Linked DNA regions of Mus musculus: region 2 is linked to region 1. Evidence: chromatin loops called from intact Hi-C (ENCODE). Cell type or tissue: left cerebral cortex. All regions are shown on one strand.

Evidence for each region. A loop is a pair of places that touch in the nucleus more often than their neighbours do. Peaks named below come from ENCODE experiments on the same cell type or tissue, not always from the same donor. Only the 100,000 strongest peaks of a DNase experiment are listed, where the experiment ranks them.
Region 2: a loop joins it to region 1, with 2.0 times the contacts of the local background. A loop is called at or near these places in 5 of 42 quality-filtered maps.

What each region holds. Positions count from the first base shown.
Region 1 is chr5:27,613,061-27,618,060 of GRCm38, reverse strand. All of the region lies in intron 8 of Dpp6 (dipeptidylpeptidase 6), which reads right to left. Among named protein-coding and RNA genes, the nearest start is that of Gm16058, 62 kb to the right of the region's middle. In left cerebral cortex, a CTCF peak has its summit at 2,036 (motif pointing right); DNase peaks (open chromatin) are centred at 2,052 and 2,736.
Region 2 is chr5:27,547,453-27,552,452 of GRCm38, reverse strand. The region is part of intron 6 of Dpp6 (dipeptidylpeptidase 6); the gene reads right to left. Among named protein-coding and RNA genes, the nearest start is that of Gm16058, 4.1 kb to the left of the region's middle. In left cerebral cortex, no CTCF peak of the experiment used is centred here; DNase peaks (open chromatin) are centred at 590 and 3,023.

The DNA.
Region 1 (5,000 bases):
TAAAGACAAATACTGTGTTGTGTTTCAGAGGATCAGATGTTTATCTGGCTCTTTCAATAAACCTGTTTGTTTTGTGATACTTGGCATTTCTGATGGAAGCAACAGCTAGAGTGGATTTTATTTTGCTCAAATCTAAATAGCAGAGAAGATCCTAAAACCTGAACCATGCCATTAAGTGTTTGCCCCCAAACACTGATCCAGCCAAGGAGACAGAAGTAACTCTGGCTGCCAGAAGTACTGTATGAACCATCCTAGGCAGAAATTTGGGGAAGCCTGAGGAGAGCTTACGGCACACTACCTCTACCAGAGATGCCTTAGGCAGAATGGTACAGAAAGCTTGGGGTGGGGTGGGGATCTCCTGGTTGGGGGAACTTTGCCACTAGCCAACCAAGAACTCAGATAAGGCAGGTGCTGCCTCAGGGCTGTGTCCACTCCTTGTTCTCTCACAAGGGAGGGCTTTAATGTTCTCATCAACAGACCAGAGGAGACAATGGGGACTTTGTGAAGAGTTCCAAATCTTACACGAGTGCTTTTGGAATTCAGATCCAAGGCAGAATGGTCCCACTTATTCATATCACCTCTCTCCTGCCTCAAATGATGAAATTCTAGAACATTCTCTAGCTACTTTTGCAAACTCTTACATGTGCAAGACTCTTGTTTTGCCTAAGCATCCTTCTTTCTGTTTAAATGCTGCATAAACCAAATGTCCAGAACCCATCTATTCCCAAGTTTGAATCAAACACTGCATGTGTCCTTTGAGCCTCATTGCAATCTAATAAGATAGGAAGGGCAGGTGACACTAAGCCTTGAGGATGTGTTTTTCTTTTTCTTTCACATACTATATTTTTATTAGATATTTTCATTATTTACATTTAAAATGTTAACCCCTTTCCTGGTTTCCCCTCTGAAAACACCCTATCCCATCTCCTCTCCCCCTGCTTCTTTTTTTAAAAAATATTATCTTTTATTAGATATTTTCTTTATTTACATTTCAAATGTTATTGCCTTTCCTCCTTTCCTCTCTGAAACCCCCTATCCCATCCCCCTCTTCCTACTCACCCACCCACTCCTGCTTCCCTGTCCTGGCATTCCCCTACACTGGGGTATCAAGTCTTCACAGGACCAAGGGTCTCTCCTCCCATTGATGTCCAACAAGGCCAGAGGATGTATTTTTCTACTACAGTAGTTAGTGAGCATTTGTAAGTTACAGACACATGGCAATACTATTGGAATCCTCTGAGTGATCTGGGGATGGGCTCAGGGATGGCGGAAGCCTGCCCAGTATCTGGGATATGTGAAGCATATCCATAGCCACGAGCTATGATATGCTCATGATCCATGAGCCAGCATGCAACCCATTCAACCATGGCCCAGTGATGATGGAGACTGCTAGTAGGAGGAGCCTGAGCCAGTCATCCCCAGTCACAGCATAGGGATAGACAGAACTCGGTTGATCCCCTTCTTTCTGTTACTGTACAATTAAGAGTGCTGTCACCTAGATAATCTGCTACACTCTACTCAATACAGAAATCCACTCAATGCATGCCTGGCTTCAACACTACTGATTGCCATCTTTTAATAAGATAAGAGACAGACAAGGGTGGAGTTTAGCTCATCCTAGGAACCACTTGGAGGACTCAACCATTGCTGTGGTGGCCTGTGATATCTGGGTCCAAGAAAATTTGCAAAGTACATAAATAACACACCTGATAGATCTGGACTCGGAAATAAATGGCCTCATTCTAAATATGGAAAGCCTTATTTATTCCTGCTTGCATCTGCTGCCTTCTCCTGCCACTAAACACATTATCCAAGGTGCCGGGTGTGGAATTTAGTGGGAGGTTAAAAAAGAAATCAGAGAATATCAAGCCAGAAGGCAAATGCGGCTTTGGCCTCGCAAGGCTTGAAACATCCCGTGCTAATCAGCACCGTTATTTGCGTATTACACATGGCTAGCAAAGCTCCTTATCATCAGAGATCAGCAAATTCTCACAAATACCTGAGAGCAGTAGTGTGTTCTGCACATGACTAAGGCAGCCACCAGGTGGCAGCATTTTTACCGTTTATTCCTTCACTGAGGTTTTGCTTTTCTTATAGAATTTTCACCTTGCAAGCCAGCCACGCTGTGCAGCAAGTCCAAGGACACTTACATGGATGCCTTAATTCTCTCTTAAGGCACTGTCAGGTATGAGGAGTGGTGACAGACACTCTTATTTATGACCGGGGACATTTTTAGTGAGGATTTTTTCTGGAGCAGCTTCTACAGGGCTACAGTCCATGGCTTTGCCTATATTCTCTCATGTCATATCAGGGCCTCATGTAGCCCAGGATAGCCTCCAAATTACCGTGTACCAGACAGTGACTATGACTTGATCCTTTTGTCTCCACCTCCTAAGTGTTGGGATTAGAGCATCATACCTGGTGTTATGTAGCGCAGTGAAAAATCTACTAGGGCTTCATGTATGCTCAGCAAACACGAACTGAGCTACAAACCGCTCCATAGTCTCAGATGCCTGTGTATCACCAGGGACATCCAGAGACTGGTGGACAGATCACTGAAGGGCCACTCACTGACTACGGCAGCTCAGCTATACTGCATCACAAAACAGGGTCCCTGTCATTCTCCTACAGAGGGCAGTAACTTGAAATTTCAACAGTGCCAAACACAAGCATGGCACTGACACTCTCATGCTAGACCTGTCAAGGTACCAGAGCCGCTGAATTGCACACGCCCCTCTCTTCCTATGTCTTCTGGGATCTTGGTGCACACAGACAGTTGTTCTTTACTATGGAAAGTGGAGGCGGCGTGGAGGCCTGTGAACTGGTGGCTGGCTCCAGCAGACTGCAAGGATATGCTCTCCAATTTTCCTCTTGCTTTTGTTTGTGCCTCATGGTGTGTTTTCCAGACTCCGCTGCACACTCCCATGAAGAGAGTATATATAGAAATCTCTGGAAAGGACACGGGAAACTTAAATCCCTAGTACCCTGGAGTCAAGTCAGCAAGACACAGAGAAGTCATAGAATTGTAGTCCTCAGCAGGATCTCAGCTTCCACTTGAGCTATGGTGGGGTGCTGCAGGCTGCAGCTGGTGACTGCTCTCCTACCCCATTCATCTCCATCTTATTTTCTCCAAATGTACATAGCCATTCAAAATGGCAGGCTCTGCCCTTTGCATAGCATGAAGGAAAAACTCAGCTTGGCTGAGGAATGACAGGCTCTGACATGTTGAGTTCATTGCTTGAACAGAGACCAAATTTTAGGGCTGCCCTGTGCTCTTAAGTCCAAGGGGCCCTTAAATCTCTACTACCCTCTTCAGAGCCCCCAAATGCTCAGGCCTCGAGAGTACTGGTCATTAGTCAGAATCTCTGAGTATATACACAGATGGGTGCCTGGCCCAGTGTCCCCTGCTGGAGGAAGCAAAGCTTGCTTAGCACAGCTGTGAGGGCCCCAAGATGGGGGTAACATGGCAACAACCACTAATTTTTTTTATGTCAAATCTCCTCTCTTTGTTTTTAATTTTCTATATCAGGAGAAGCTTGTGTTGGGTCACTCTTCACAATATCTCAGACTTAAAGCCATAATAAAAGACAGATATCGGAAGAGTCTAGCAAGTATGCCCTGATAATACCTTGATAGAAGGAACTATGGAGCAATTAACATTTTTTTTTCTTGGCAGGCTACTTCTTGTATTAGTGGATTGATAGTTGCCTAGTTTTCTAATTTTTACTCTACACTTTAGAGTCAAAATATATCATTTCCCCCAAAATGTCTATGTACTGGGGATTTGTGCCATGCAGTTAAGGTGTGGCAAAATGCCATCTTGCTACATAAACTTCATAACTTACAGGTGCACTTGTTAAAACCACTGTTTCCCATGGTAAGAATGACAGCCAGCAGCTGAGGCTCTGGAGATAGCAATTGCCTGGACTATGCCTGAGTGATAACAGAAGTTATATTTGTGGCTTGTCTCTATTCCCTAGTCTGGCTAAGTGCCCACTGTTACTGAGGGAAGGGTCCTTGATATCTCCTCTTTCCTCTTTCCTCTTCACCAAGTATCCATGTAGCTGAATCCCCTGGTGGAAACTTGTAACACAATTCTGGATGTGTGAGGGATGTATACCTCTAGTATCTCCAGGGATGCATCTTGTTACCTGAATTTCACACCTTTTACTGGGCCGAGACACAAGAAGCTTGCAGAGGGGAGGGCATACACTGCTAGACAAGGTGTCACTTCTAATAGATGGCCCATGATCAGGAGAAGGGGTTACAGTGTGGTTTTGAATAGATCCATTGAGACAGCGTCCTAGTGAGTGTAGGCAAGGTGCTTAGAATCCCATTCAGGGTGGCACATAGCCCCAGACCTCCATGGAGCGACACCTCCTAGAAGTGTCCTCTAGTAACATTTACTTAAAATTCCAATACCTTACAGACTTGGCACCCACAGCAGTATCTGCTTTTCTTTTGATAAACTGACTGCCAGGTATATTTATTTCTGCAGAAAGGGAGGACAGGTCTTTCCTGTGGGAGAAGTCAGCAGGTGACCCTGTAGGACTCAGGGAGGCAGAATTCTGCACCCCATGGCTTCTCAGCACCTCTATGGAGAGCCATGTACCTTGTGCTGGCCCAGGTCTATCGTCAGAGGACACTTCTGCCTCCAGAGCTTCTCAATACTCAAGACAGCTGAACACTTCATCCTAAAACCAAGAGGCAGGATCACAGACCTCTATCTTAACACTGGTGTCTCTGGTACTATTAGACAAGGAAAAGGTTAGACATGGGACTTCAGAGTTATATAGCCTATTACACTGAAACTTTTAGAATTAGAAAAAGAAATAAAAGCCTAAAGAAGCAAAGAAACAGTGAACAAAATAATTCCAGGTTATGAGCTCTGGATATCAGGTGTATCTACTAGAGATTTTAAGGTTCATCATGCTAACCCAAGGTGCAACTTTATCTGTCATATTCCCACAACCAACACATAATTTAAAGCCTTGAAACTA
Region 2 (5,000 bases), 66 kb after region 1:
TGTTTGTTTTTGTTTTTGTTTTTCGAGACAGGGTTTCTCTGTATAGCCCTGGGTGTCCTGGAACTCACTTTGTAGACCAGGCTGGCCTCAAACTCAGAAATCTGTCTGCCTCTGCCTCCTGAGTGCTGGGATTAAAGGCGTGCACCACCACCGCCCAGCCTGTGTCTCAGTTTAAAAAGGTTGGACATGCCTGACAATCTGGCCAGTGATCCCTACCATATACTGGGTTATTCTAAAAGTCTCTCTCTCTCTCTCTCTCTCTCTCTCTCTCTTTCTCCCCCCCCCTCTCTCTGTGTGTGTGTGTGTGTATGTGTAGGGACACAAAGTAACCTGGTGATTAATTTGGGGGCTGTCTAGTGCCCTCTCCACCCCCTCCTTTACCTTTCTTTATTCATTTATTCTGAAGAATGGGCATTGGGCTCTGTGATGGATGAATCATCTCTGGGTAGAGATGGATTGGTACAAAACTGATTAAGGAAGAATAAAATGATCTGGACTTCACATAGCTCAAAATAATCACGAGATCCATTCTGATTTTGCTTATTTGAGCAATAAACAGAACAGGGCATAAATCATACTGGATTCTGAAGAGTGAATTAGCGCCCAGCCAAGTTTGCTCATTTATCTTCCAAAGCTATTTTGAGGGATTGAAAAGCTTCCCCAACAGCAATGGCATTTAGGAGGACAAAAAGCTAAAATTTGCTTTTTTTCCCCCTGGCTTTAAACTTTCATGACTAAAATCATAAAAATATCCCAACCCCACATCTTCAGCGTCAAATATTGTGAGTTTTCTTGAGTCTTCTCATATGTTTAGTATAGTGGGAGACACAAAAAGATACAAGTTCAGACCTAGGCAAGTGCTATTCACAGTAGGTGCACACTGATTACAAATGCAAAGTAGATCAGCAAGGGGCAACCTTCAGTTACTGAGGGGTCAAGAACAGTATTTGTAATAACTGAAATCCACTCAGTACCTAGCTATACCTGTCACCCTTTGAATATCTCATGAATCAGTCACTGAAGTTCTTGTGTTAGGGGTCCCACACCATCAGGGCTTAAAAGCACATGAGCCCTGCTACTGTTATGTTAATGCCTTACCTCCACCCTGACCCTGATCCCACACAAGTTCTGGACTCTGATCACTGACGTGCAATGGGGCAGCTGGGTTGAGACCCCAATATGTCCGACAGGAACACCGATCACAAGGAAATGCCAAGTCATAAGAAAAGAGAGTCTGCTTTATTGGTCACTGTGTCCCTAGGTTAGTCTACTCTCAATCTACCCCAAATAAAAGAAGAAATAAGACAGGTCAGAGTGGGTCTGGGGCAGGTGTTTGAACCATGAAATATTTTGGCAGAGATAAAATGTTCCAAAGCAGAGAGGCAATAGTGGCCAAGTCCTTCAAATACCCTACAAACCACCAAGCTGTGTGGTCTAGATCTGTAAATTAAGGATGTGAGAAGCGTGCCTCAAAAGGGCTTGGCAAGGGAAGCGAGGGGGGGGGGGTAAAGGGAAAGAAAGGTCAGGAGGGGAGGGAGCCATGCTCTAGGCCCTTCATTTTCCATACATCTTCAGGTGAGCTTAAGTTGACCTCCAGTGCCGGTTGAGAAAGCCCTTCCTGAGCTGAGAGGACAGGTGCCTGCCTGTTGGAAAACTCGAACAATTCCACAGAAGACATCACAGGCGGCCACCCAAGGCACCCATCCCTGTCCTGTAGTCTTGAACCAGCTAAAGCCTGCCAACCCATGCTGTCTCCTCAAACTCCATTAACAAAGAACCAGCAAAATTAACAGGTAGCTGCAGTTTCCTCTCTGGTTGGCTCCCAGGCCCCCAGGAAGTTGCTCCCTGCTGCAGGTGAGACTCAGAACTCCATGTTATCTTTTACCTTCATAGCAGACCCCATCATGATGTCATGGTCTCATTCCTCCTTGGGCCTGCTGTCTCAGAGGAGGCATCTGATCAGTGTGCCCAGTAACAGATCATCCTGGCAAGACTGATGATGTGGGAGTCTCTGCTACATGAGGGTTGGACTCACAAAGCCTCAGTCACAACAGGCTGTGTAGCCCTGGGCTGATGGCTTTACCTCTCTGAGAAACTATCTACTCCTTGAGGTGGGGTAGTCCATCACTGGTCACTGTTCTTGGGAGTCAGTTGACAGAGGTGACTGTTCTGCTACTGGTGGAGACGATTGTGTGTACATAACTTTTAGGTTCCTTGTTCCTCCAGCATAGGCTGGCTAGGCTCAGTTAACCTGCTGTACCATTGCCATGTCAGGACTTGCCCTTTTGGAAAGTAAGGGACAGCAGGTGGCTCAGGCACATGGAAGGCTGATCTCTGTGACCCTGGGCCTCCTTCAGATGGAATGAGAGATGGGCTTGCTTCCCTTCTTCTAGGCTCACCTCAAAACTATATAGTTAAATACAGGTCTCCACACCTTTAGAAGCTTCTGTGTTCATCTTTTCCCAAAATTCTACTTTGGAACAAAAGCTTACATAGCCTGCCCTGAGATGGATGCAGGAGAAAAAGACAGAGAGTTCTTCCCATTGTGGGTCAGGAGACCAGACTGGAACATGACGAAGACAGACAGCAGCATCCTGAAGGATGCTGCACACATGGTCCACCATCTCAAAAGACCACAGAGGCTCTATTGTCTCCCATCTGGGTCTATTTTCTCTCATCCCCATCCTTTACAGTTCTGTATCGACCCGTAGGTGTCTGGCCCAGTATGCTTTCAGGCCATGAGGGCAAATTTCTCAAATTCTTCACCTATGGCTATAGTTGTAGTTAATGTAAACCATGTAAAAGATATACCGATGCCTGAGAACAGGCCTAGCCAAAGAGGCAGCTTGGGCTCAGTGGCTCACTCTGACAGAGAGAACTGAGTACTATCTGTGTGCTCATGGTAAGCTCAGGAACACAGTGCATATGCCAAAGCTCCAAGCTGCAATAGTCATCTACACACATGTCTATGCAACAGACATGTGTCTCTAATAGGCACAGCGACAGAGCTCAGGTTCTGTGGGAGGAGCCACCGAGAGCTGCTTCTGTTATCTGAGGACAAAGGAAGCCTTCTCAGGAATTATTTTCAACCAGCTAAAATGTGTATTCTGTTTTTTTCTTTTTAAAGCGCAAAGTTAGTAGTGATGACAGATTGGAATAAAGGAAATACAGGGAAGCTAGCCCTAAGTCCCTGCAGAGCTCAAGTAGGAATTCGAAAGCACATCAATGGCAGGCAGTCTGGGAGAACAACACAGCTATAGCCAAAGCTCTGGGATCTCACAGCCATGGAAGAACTGTCTGTGTGACTGCATACCCCTCCACCCAAGAGAACTTGATGGAACTGCTAGCTCATAGGTTTGAAGTCTATGGCACAGAAACTGACTTGTCTGCTGGAAGATTCTACCATTTTTTAAATTTTTTTTTAATTTTTATTTTTTTAGAACAGTTCAGCATGTACAGATTCCCCTTAACCTGCCTGGCCATTCCTTTTCGTTTCTAAAGGCAGAGCTGAGTGCTAGGAGACTGAGCTCACAGGATCAGGGGCTTGCAATCTGACAAGGGCCTGAGAGAGTCCTGTTAAGAGAGTATATGGAAGAGTGCATGGACCAAGGCTTCTGGGATGTGGGGAAAGTCCAGGGGTTGCCAAGGTCATGGTATCACCATAGATTGCAACCCAATGCAGAAGCCCCGTTGCTAGGGTTCTGCTGTGTTTCTCAGCACCCATCTCCTTTATGCCACACATTGGCAAATTGTCGGGGTCAGAAGCAGTCAGGCTGAGAATAATTAACACAACTGGAGCAATCTAGAGGGAAGAGCCCATCCTAACAGACAGGAGCTGAGCCACAGCAGGGCCAATTTGGGTGATGCCTGACATGATGAGGCCCACAGCAAGTGTCCTTTCCTGACTTACACAGCTGGAGATGCTGGGACTGTAGTCATTAGCAGCTGATGCTGCTCAGGGCTGAAATTAGCCAGTAGAGAAGGGGTGCTGGGAAAGTCATGGAGAAGAATACAGCAGAACTCCATCGGAGCAGAGAGAGTGAATTTGGAGTTAACAACAGTGAGATTGTAGGATGTAACAGGGCAGGCTGATGGAGTTTAATGTGTTAAGGTGTTTAGATCATTCTCTAACCACTGGCTTTTCCAGTCATGCTGGGCAGTACTAGTACAGTACTGGTTCCTAGTATTTAGTGCATTACTAGTACTAGTACTTAGTGCACTATTTATACCTAGTGTACTACTAGTACCTAGTACAATAGATAGTATAGTATTGGTACTTAGTAAATACTAGAGTGCCGACTATAACACTGGAACTGGGTACATTCGGTATGAGTACCCAGCACAGCACTGGTACCTAGAAGTCATAAGATTTTAGACTAACAATGCCCTGAGAGCTTCTTCCAGCACTTCTAAAGGTTTGTAGGAATTTGCCTTAGAGCAGTAGTGTGGTGAATAAGAATTAGAATTCACAGAGATATAAAACCTTGACCCTTTCATTAGTCATTAGAAACCTGGCTGTCTATGTTTCTGTTTATGGAAAAGATTAATTCCAAAGAGGTCAGGTCATACCACCCTCTTAGTGGAGTTCAAGCCTCTATACTTCATGGCATTGGAAAGGATAGAAACCACTGGCTAAGGTGAAATTCTAATCTGGACTATCAAAAGCACGACTTCTCAAAAGAAACCCTTTATAATCAGTGTGCTCTGTCAATTGCTTCTTGTGTGTCTGAAATCCCACAATTGCCTGCTGTTGACTGAGCCAAGAGTCTTGGAGTCAGGAAGCTACCTGGCCATTATGCCTTCTCCCCATTGTGTGCTACTGAGCCTCTGCCCTCATCTTGGAACACTTGGTACTGGGTGGGTGAATCATGGTGTGTCTCCATGTGTCCTGCCTATGAAGGTGGCTGCAGAGGTGGCAGAGAGGCAAGCAGTCTGCCTGGAAATTGCATCTGCTCTGCCTCTGGGGAGTCACAGCCTGCCTACCTTTCTCATGCTGTTCC